Linked DNA regions of Homo sapiens: region 2 is linked to region 1. The links are chromatin contacts, found by Hi-C or POLR2A ChIA-PET in ENCODE. All regions are on one chromosome and are shown on one strand. The core of a region is the stretch at or near the end of the contact, and the rest is flanking DNA. Distances in the headings are between cores, read along the strand shown.

Region 1 (3,251 bases), core at 364-2,863:
TGATAACTTTCAGAAACAGAAAGTACCAGGTCCAGATGGTCTAACTGGTGAATTCTATGAAACATTTAAGGAAGAAATTATGCAAATTATCTATAGTCTCTTTCAAAAGATAGAAGTAGAGAGAATCTTTCGTAACTAATTTTTTTTTTTTTTGAGATGGATTTTCGCTCGTCACCCAGGTTGGAGTGCAACGGTGCCATCTCAGCTCACTGCAACCTCCACCTCCTGTGATCAAGCGATTCTCCTGCCTCAGCCTCCCAAGTAGCTGGAACTACAGGCACCTGTCACCACGCCCGGCTAATTTTTGTATTTTTAGTAGAGGCGGAGTCTCGCCATGTTGGCCAGGCTGGGCTCAAACTCCTGACCTCAGCTGATCCGCCCACCTCGGCCTCCCAAGGGGCTGGGACTACAGGCGTGAGCCACCACGCCCGGCCCCTACCCATCCTTTAAAGGGATACTCCGAATGTCTATGAACACTCAGATAAAACTGAACTAAATTTGAATCCACTTGTACTACATTTATTTGTCAACTCTTCGTTTGTCTACTTCTTGAGAACTTTAACAGCTGTACTGGGTTGGTTAGTGTCGCCCCCAAAATTCATGTCCTTCCTGGAACCTCAAAATGTGACCTTATTTGGAAAGAGTGTCATTGCAGATGTGATTAGTCATGATCAGGTCATACTGGAGTAAGGTGAGCCTTTTACCTAACAGGACTGGTGTCCTTATAAAACACACAGAGACAGAGACACACAGGGAGTATACCATTTGATAACAGAGGAAGAGAATGGAGTAATGCAGCTACAAGCGAAAGTACACCAATGATTGCTGGCTCCCACTAGAAGCTAGGAAGAGGCAGGAAGGATTCTATCCAGAGTCTCAGAAGAAGCAAGACCCCACTGACATCTTGATTTCTGACTTCCAGACTCCAGAAAGCGAGAAAATATATCTGTTGTTTTAAGCTATCCAGTGTGAGGTACTTGGTTATGGCAGCTTCAGAAAACTAATACAACAGCAATTTCAATTTCTACTTTATCTTCCTAGCCCCAAGAGTACCATGTGGCTATTAGAGTACAGGATTATGTAGGCTCTCAAATCCCTTCCATGGTAAAAGAATGATTGGGCTTCCAGCAGTGGCCAAGAATTGCCAGACGCTTATGAGCGCCTGCTGCGAGATGCTTGTACAGTGAATGCTCAATAAAGTGGTGGCCATTATAACCGCAAGCAATGAGACTACATAAATAGTAAGAAACGAAATAGAACAAGGGGCAGCGGGAGCAAAGAGAGAAACAAGGGCAGCTGAGGAAGGAAGCCTCAATTCCCCGGAGGACATCCGCGGGCGGAGGAAATGTGAATCTGCAAGTCGTTCTCCCAGACCCCGCTTAACGATTCCCGGCCCTTTCTCCACTCCCTACAGCCCTCGGACCCAGCAACAACCGGATCCTGTGCAGGTCTTCCCTGAGTCCAACGCGATTCTCCTGGATAACGTCAACCAGCTGAGCGATTCTGAGCCTGCGCGAAGCTCCTCGGCGCTTCCAGTAATGTCACGCTGGTGCGTGGGGCGGGACTTCCTCTCACGCGCAGGAAACGAGAAGGGCTTTTCCGCCGGAAAGAGAGTGGATTTACTAGGAAGGTGGGACGTTGGAGGGGTGGCCGCATGGAGTGAGTACTGTCTCTGGCCACCGAGCAGAGCCAGTGACAGCAGCGTCCTGGTAGGCAGGCAGGCGTATCAGGTTTCAGAGGATGCGGCTGGGAACGGGAGTAGAGGTGAGGGGTCGTTGCATCTGTCGCGGTGTGTATCTTTTGGGGGTTCAGCGCCACCAGCGACTTGGGCCTCATTCATCGCGCTTACATTTCTCCACCTCATTTGAAGAACGAGCTTCGTAGCCCACGGAGCTGAGGTTAGTATAAATGTGGAAGGGAGAAGTATGCACTCACCAGACTAAAGTTTACAGTTTTCACATAGGTTGTGCTGTTCTGTGTCCCATAAGGGCCTGCGAGAACCCAGACATTCTGAATCGGTGACGCCTGCTGGAGGCAGCAACACCTGTTGCATTAATTTTAGAACACACACACACGGAGTTGGTAATTCTTAAGCTTCCTGAATCTGCTGGCGGTCATTTGGTGTCAGAAGCAGAGCAAAGCCATCTTGGTCATCTCCCTCCTTTTAGCTTAAACCGAAGCATGATGGGGGAGATAGGCCGAAAGTTATACAGCTTGTTAATAACAGAGCCGAGAGTGAAAGCGCGATTTCTTCATTTTTAGCCCGGAATTATTTGTTGTACACCATACTGTTTCTTTGCATTGCTAGACAATTCGTCTTTTTTTACGAGGTTGACGGGGAGTTGCAAGGAGGAGTGAAAAGGGTGGTAATGTACATCTACATACAGTATAAATCCATGAAAGGCAAAATCCGTGTGTGTTAGGAGTTAGAACTGTGTCAGTCATCTACATCTTCCATAGTTTGTAGATGGAGATGAGTCTGTCACGTCGCTCTGTCATTTCCCTTTTAGCAACAGATGTGTAGTAACAATATGTGAAGAAGGAACTTTCATTGCCTGTTACATACATTTACACAGAGCGGCCTGGGGTTCACTGAGCAAGCTATGTGCTCACCCTAGAAAACTGATTCTGTAGAGTGCACTGCAGTCAAACCTCAGCTGTTTTAAGTAATCTTACATTTGGTGCTTGTGTGGCTTAAGTGTCTTGTGCATTATTGCAGTCATCTCTCTCATGTTATGAAATGGAAATGTGTTGTAGGAAAGTGGCAAGCCTGTGAAGAAAGTAAGTGAGCCTGAGGCCCAGAAAACCATACATTAGCAAATACTGAAAAACTGTTCACATCACATAGGGGGTATCTGAAGTACTGAGGAGCTCATTTAACCGGATGTTCATTGTGGGGAAGCCATGAATAGCCTCCCTCTCCTGGGTTCAAGCGATTTTCCTGCCTCAGCCTCCCGAGTAGCTGTGATTACAGGTCCATGCCACCATGCTCGGCTAATTTTTGTATTTTTAGTAGAGACAGGGGTCTCACCATGTTGGCCAGGCTGATCTCGAACTCCTGACCTCAGGTGATCCTCCCACCTTGGCCTCCCAAAGTGCTGGGATTACAGGTGTGAGCCACCGTGCCTGGCTCCTATATAAACAATTTTCAAACTTGTTGGTCTCAAGAGCCACTTAACAGTTATTGAAGACTCCAAAGAGCTTTTGTTCATATGAAAATAGTTTTGACTTCACTAACCCCCAGAAGGGCT
Region 2 (3,251 bases), core at 227-2,726, 100 kb before region 1:
ATAAATATTAAAAAATAAAAAGCCAAACTCCTACAGCAACGTGCTCTGGGAATACAGTTCAGCTCCAAGCCAGCTCAATGGGGACAAATAAAAGACCAGTGATGAGTCCCCAAAACACCGTCCCCAGGGTTTTCCGACAGCCAGCAGCCCCATTGAGCTCCACAAGCTTTTCTAACTATGCAAAAAACCAACCAGGAAAACAATCACCAACTTGAGGTTTCCAAGGTTGGGTCCTGTTTGAATTTATTTTTATTTTTTAACCCAGCATGTGTCCCTAGACTCAAAGGGAACATGAGCCTCAGGGTGCAAACTGTCCTTAGCAGACACTCTTCCCGCTAGCAAGGGACCGCACCGTCACCTGAGGGGCAGCCAAGAGGCGGGCGGTGCACCTGTGCCTTCCAGAATAGGAACCCCACCCACTTGCCCCTCTTCCCCACCAACGACACAGCCCAGTAGTTGACTCAGGTGCCAGGAGAGAGCGCGGGGAGGCTGGGCGGTAGCCAGGGAGACCAAGGGAAGCGGTTGCCAGAGAAATGCGGCGTCAGTCAGGGCCGGGGCTGCAGGCGCGGGGCGGGGGAGGAGAGACGCGGCCTCCTCCCAGGCGGGCCTGGCGGGAGGCACCCCGGCTTCTAAGAGCGAATTCGGCTCCCGACTCTCTTCCCCCAGCTGAGAGCACGGTGCAAGGGGCCAGGGCTGCAGGGAGCAAAGTGCCCCCGAAAAATAAGCGCGCGCCCACGAAAGCGCCCAAGAGCCCAGGCGTCTGCCTGGCTTTTCTCGGTCACGGGGTCAACGCGGGGCCGCTCACAGAGCCTTCTGGTCTCCCTGGGTCCTCTAGGAATGAGGCAGCAAAGCCTCGGTCGACTCGACCGCTGAGGAACCCATGACATGAAAAAGCCTCGGGGAATGACGCCGGGTGGGACACCCCAAGGTGAGGACCCCTTTGTGGGTGAGTCCCCCCACACTCAGGTGACTCCAGGCGGGCACAGGCCCGCCCAACCGCTCGTCATCACGGGGGGCGACTCGTCCAGGGCCCCAGCCGCTGCTCCGCCAAACCTGAGGCCGCCCCTGAGTCTGGGCACCTGGCCTCGTCCGGCACTGAGGAGAATGACCAGAACGCCAGGCCACATGCACCCACTCGCCAGGCTGAGGGTCCGAACAGCACAGCCCAGAGTGGGCTCGGGTCGCTCCCCGCCTACGCCACCTCCGCGGCCTGCAAGCCTAACCCTCTCCCGCCCATGACCAGGACCCACCTCAATGCCGCCAGCCCGGCGGGTCTCCCGGGCACGAAGCCCCGCCAGTCTTCCGCCCTCGCGCCACACTACCTGGCCAGCCCCGCCCCCGAGACTCCCTCTCCGGCGCCAAGCGAAGGTGTGAAGCCACGTGACCTGCCCAGGATTGGGAAGCCGCACGAGGGGCTTGAGCCCTCCACCTTAAAGGTGCCGCGACCGCCGCCGTCGTGGGGCTCTCCACAGAGCACGGGGTCTACGCCGTCAGCAGCCCCGCCCCGTCCCGCCCGGGCGCCCCCACCGCGCGCCGGGTGCTAAAGAGACCCGCAGGGGGCGTGAGCTTCCAGCGCCAGCGGCTTCGGGTCTCCCGTGCGACGGCAGTGTGAGAAAGAAACGTTCCGGGCGCCGGTGCTCCTTTATGTCCGGTCAGCTCCCGTCTGGACAGACGCTCGAGGCCGCCTGGAGGCCGCAGTGCGGCTCGGAGGCCCCACCGGCCGCCCCCGCAGGGCTGCGGCGCCTTTAAGCCCAAAGGCCCTGAGTCACGAGGAGGCTCCCTGCCCCCCTCGCCCTCCACCCCTCCACGAGGCCCCACGCCCGCGGGCACGTGACCGCGCCCCGCCCGGGACTCGCCCGCACGGGGCGGGGGATGGGGGTACCGCGGCGCCGGACCCGGCTGCGCGCGGACCGTTAGCTACTGCGGCCGGGACGCGGCCCCGCCCAGGCGAGCGGCGGGTGGCTCTTACCAGCGGGAACGCCATGGGGCCGGTGTGGCCCTGCGGGGCTGACGGGCTGACCGGCCAGCCGGCGGGCGAGAGACGCGCACGCACGTGGGCACTATTTTTGCAGCGGGCCGCGCGCAGCCCCGCACCCCGGCAGCTTATGAAGCTCCTACGAGCCGCTCCTCGGAGCCGCCCCCCGGCCGGATGCGGAGCACCTGTGTCGGCCCCGCCCGGGCCCTCGCCTCCGCCCCCTCGCGCCCCGCCCCTCCTAGCAGGCCGAGCCGAGGAGGGCTCCGCCGCCCACCCGGAACCCGGCGGGGACTGCCGCCGCTGCTAGCCACAGCTGCCCCCTGGGGGGCCAGAGACCTAAGCCTGAGCGCGCCATCACCTAAGTGACCCTTGCCGAGTCACTGTCTGCCCTGGGCCTCAGTTTCCCTCTTAACGAAAGAGGGCACGATTTACAAGCCCCTGCGAGCGGCGGCGATCGCTTCGTCAGTAGAGCCTCGTGTCCGCGCTCCTTCTCTTCCAGTGATCTCTCCAGGGCGAGAGCCTGCCCTGGCATCCTTGGTCGGAACTGTAGCCCCTGGGCTCCAGGAGGCGCACTCACTTTAGACCCTCTGCTCCGTGCGCTGCAGAGGGGGCCGCGAGAGTCAGGAAGTTCCAGAAAGTTCCAAAGACATCACTGGTCCTCTTTGGACCGGAGTTCTCCGGAGAAACCGCTTCCGGCGCTCCTGACACACTGAGATAGAAAGTTTCACAGAAATAGGGCAAGGGATAGGGCGAGGGCTCCAGGGCAGGCGTCCTAGGGCACCTGGCGCAGGGGCGGACCGGAAACCCCAGGCAAACGCAGAGTCGGAGATGGCATTCCAGGCGGAAGATCAAGCAAAGGCAGAGAGGGAGGACGGCACCGAGCGGCTCCCTCTGACCAGGACTGAGGATGATGCGACCTGATACCGCCGGAGGGAAGCCTGGGCCCGGTTTGTAAGGGGCCTTTATTCTGCAGACAGCAGGAAAACTATTAGAGAATTGTAAAAGGGGTTGGCAGTTGTCGGGTCTGTTTTAAGGTGTTGCTGGAGACATAGAAGAGGTTGGACAGAAAAGGGGGAAAACAAGGGACTGGAGTGGGGAGGAAAGGGACCAGAGTTTATTGAACATTGCTAAGTGTTTTACATGTGTCATGTTATCATGATACTATTTAATAAGCACTAACTATGCTCCGGTCCTCTCCTGGCACTTAGGAAGGATGGTGCTGCCGTCTTCCTGGGCTTGATCTAATGGCTAAGGGGAGAGGGACAGGTAACTGTCA

The links. Hi-C counts contacts between places; a loop is a spot of excess contacts on that map. ChIA-PET counts read pairs that join two places held with the same protein, here RNA polymerase II (POLR2A). Pooled maps may share reads with other maps.
Region 2: a map of CD8-positive, alpha-beta T cell shows a loop between it and region 1 (14-fold over the local background). The contact joins the promoter of CPEB1 here to the promoter of SNHG21 in region 1. A Hi-C loop is called at or near these places in 8 of 168 maps with a recorded cell type or tissue (CD8-positive, alpha-beta T cell, ascending aorta, dorsolateral prefrontal cortex and 4 more), 2 of 37 single-sample maps with no recorded cell type and 17 of 50 pooled maps. POLR2A ChIA-PET finds 5 or more read pairs at or near these places in 8 of 52 experiments (A549, A673, HEK293 and 5 more).

Annotation. Positions count from the first base shown.
Region 1 is chr15:82,748,951-82,752,201 of GRCh38, forward strand. SNHG21 (small nucleolar RNA host gene 21) reads left to right here and starts at 1,614. Exons shown (of 3, transcript NR_110098.1): 1 at 1,614-1,898. RefSeq lists enhancers at 1,298-1,427, 1,718-1,787.
Region 2 is chr15:82,645,887-82,649,137 of GRCh38, forward strand. It overlaps CPEB1 (cytoplasmic polyadenylation element binding protein 1), which reads right to left and starts at 1,477. Exons shown (of 13, transcript NM_001365242.1): 1 at 1,251-1,477. CPEB1-AS1 (CPEB1 antisense RNA 1) reads left to right here and starts at 1,884. Exons shown (of 4, transcript NR_046096.1): 1 at 1,884-2,922. RefSeq lists a silencer at 1,697-2,266.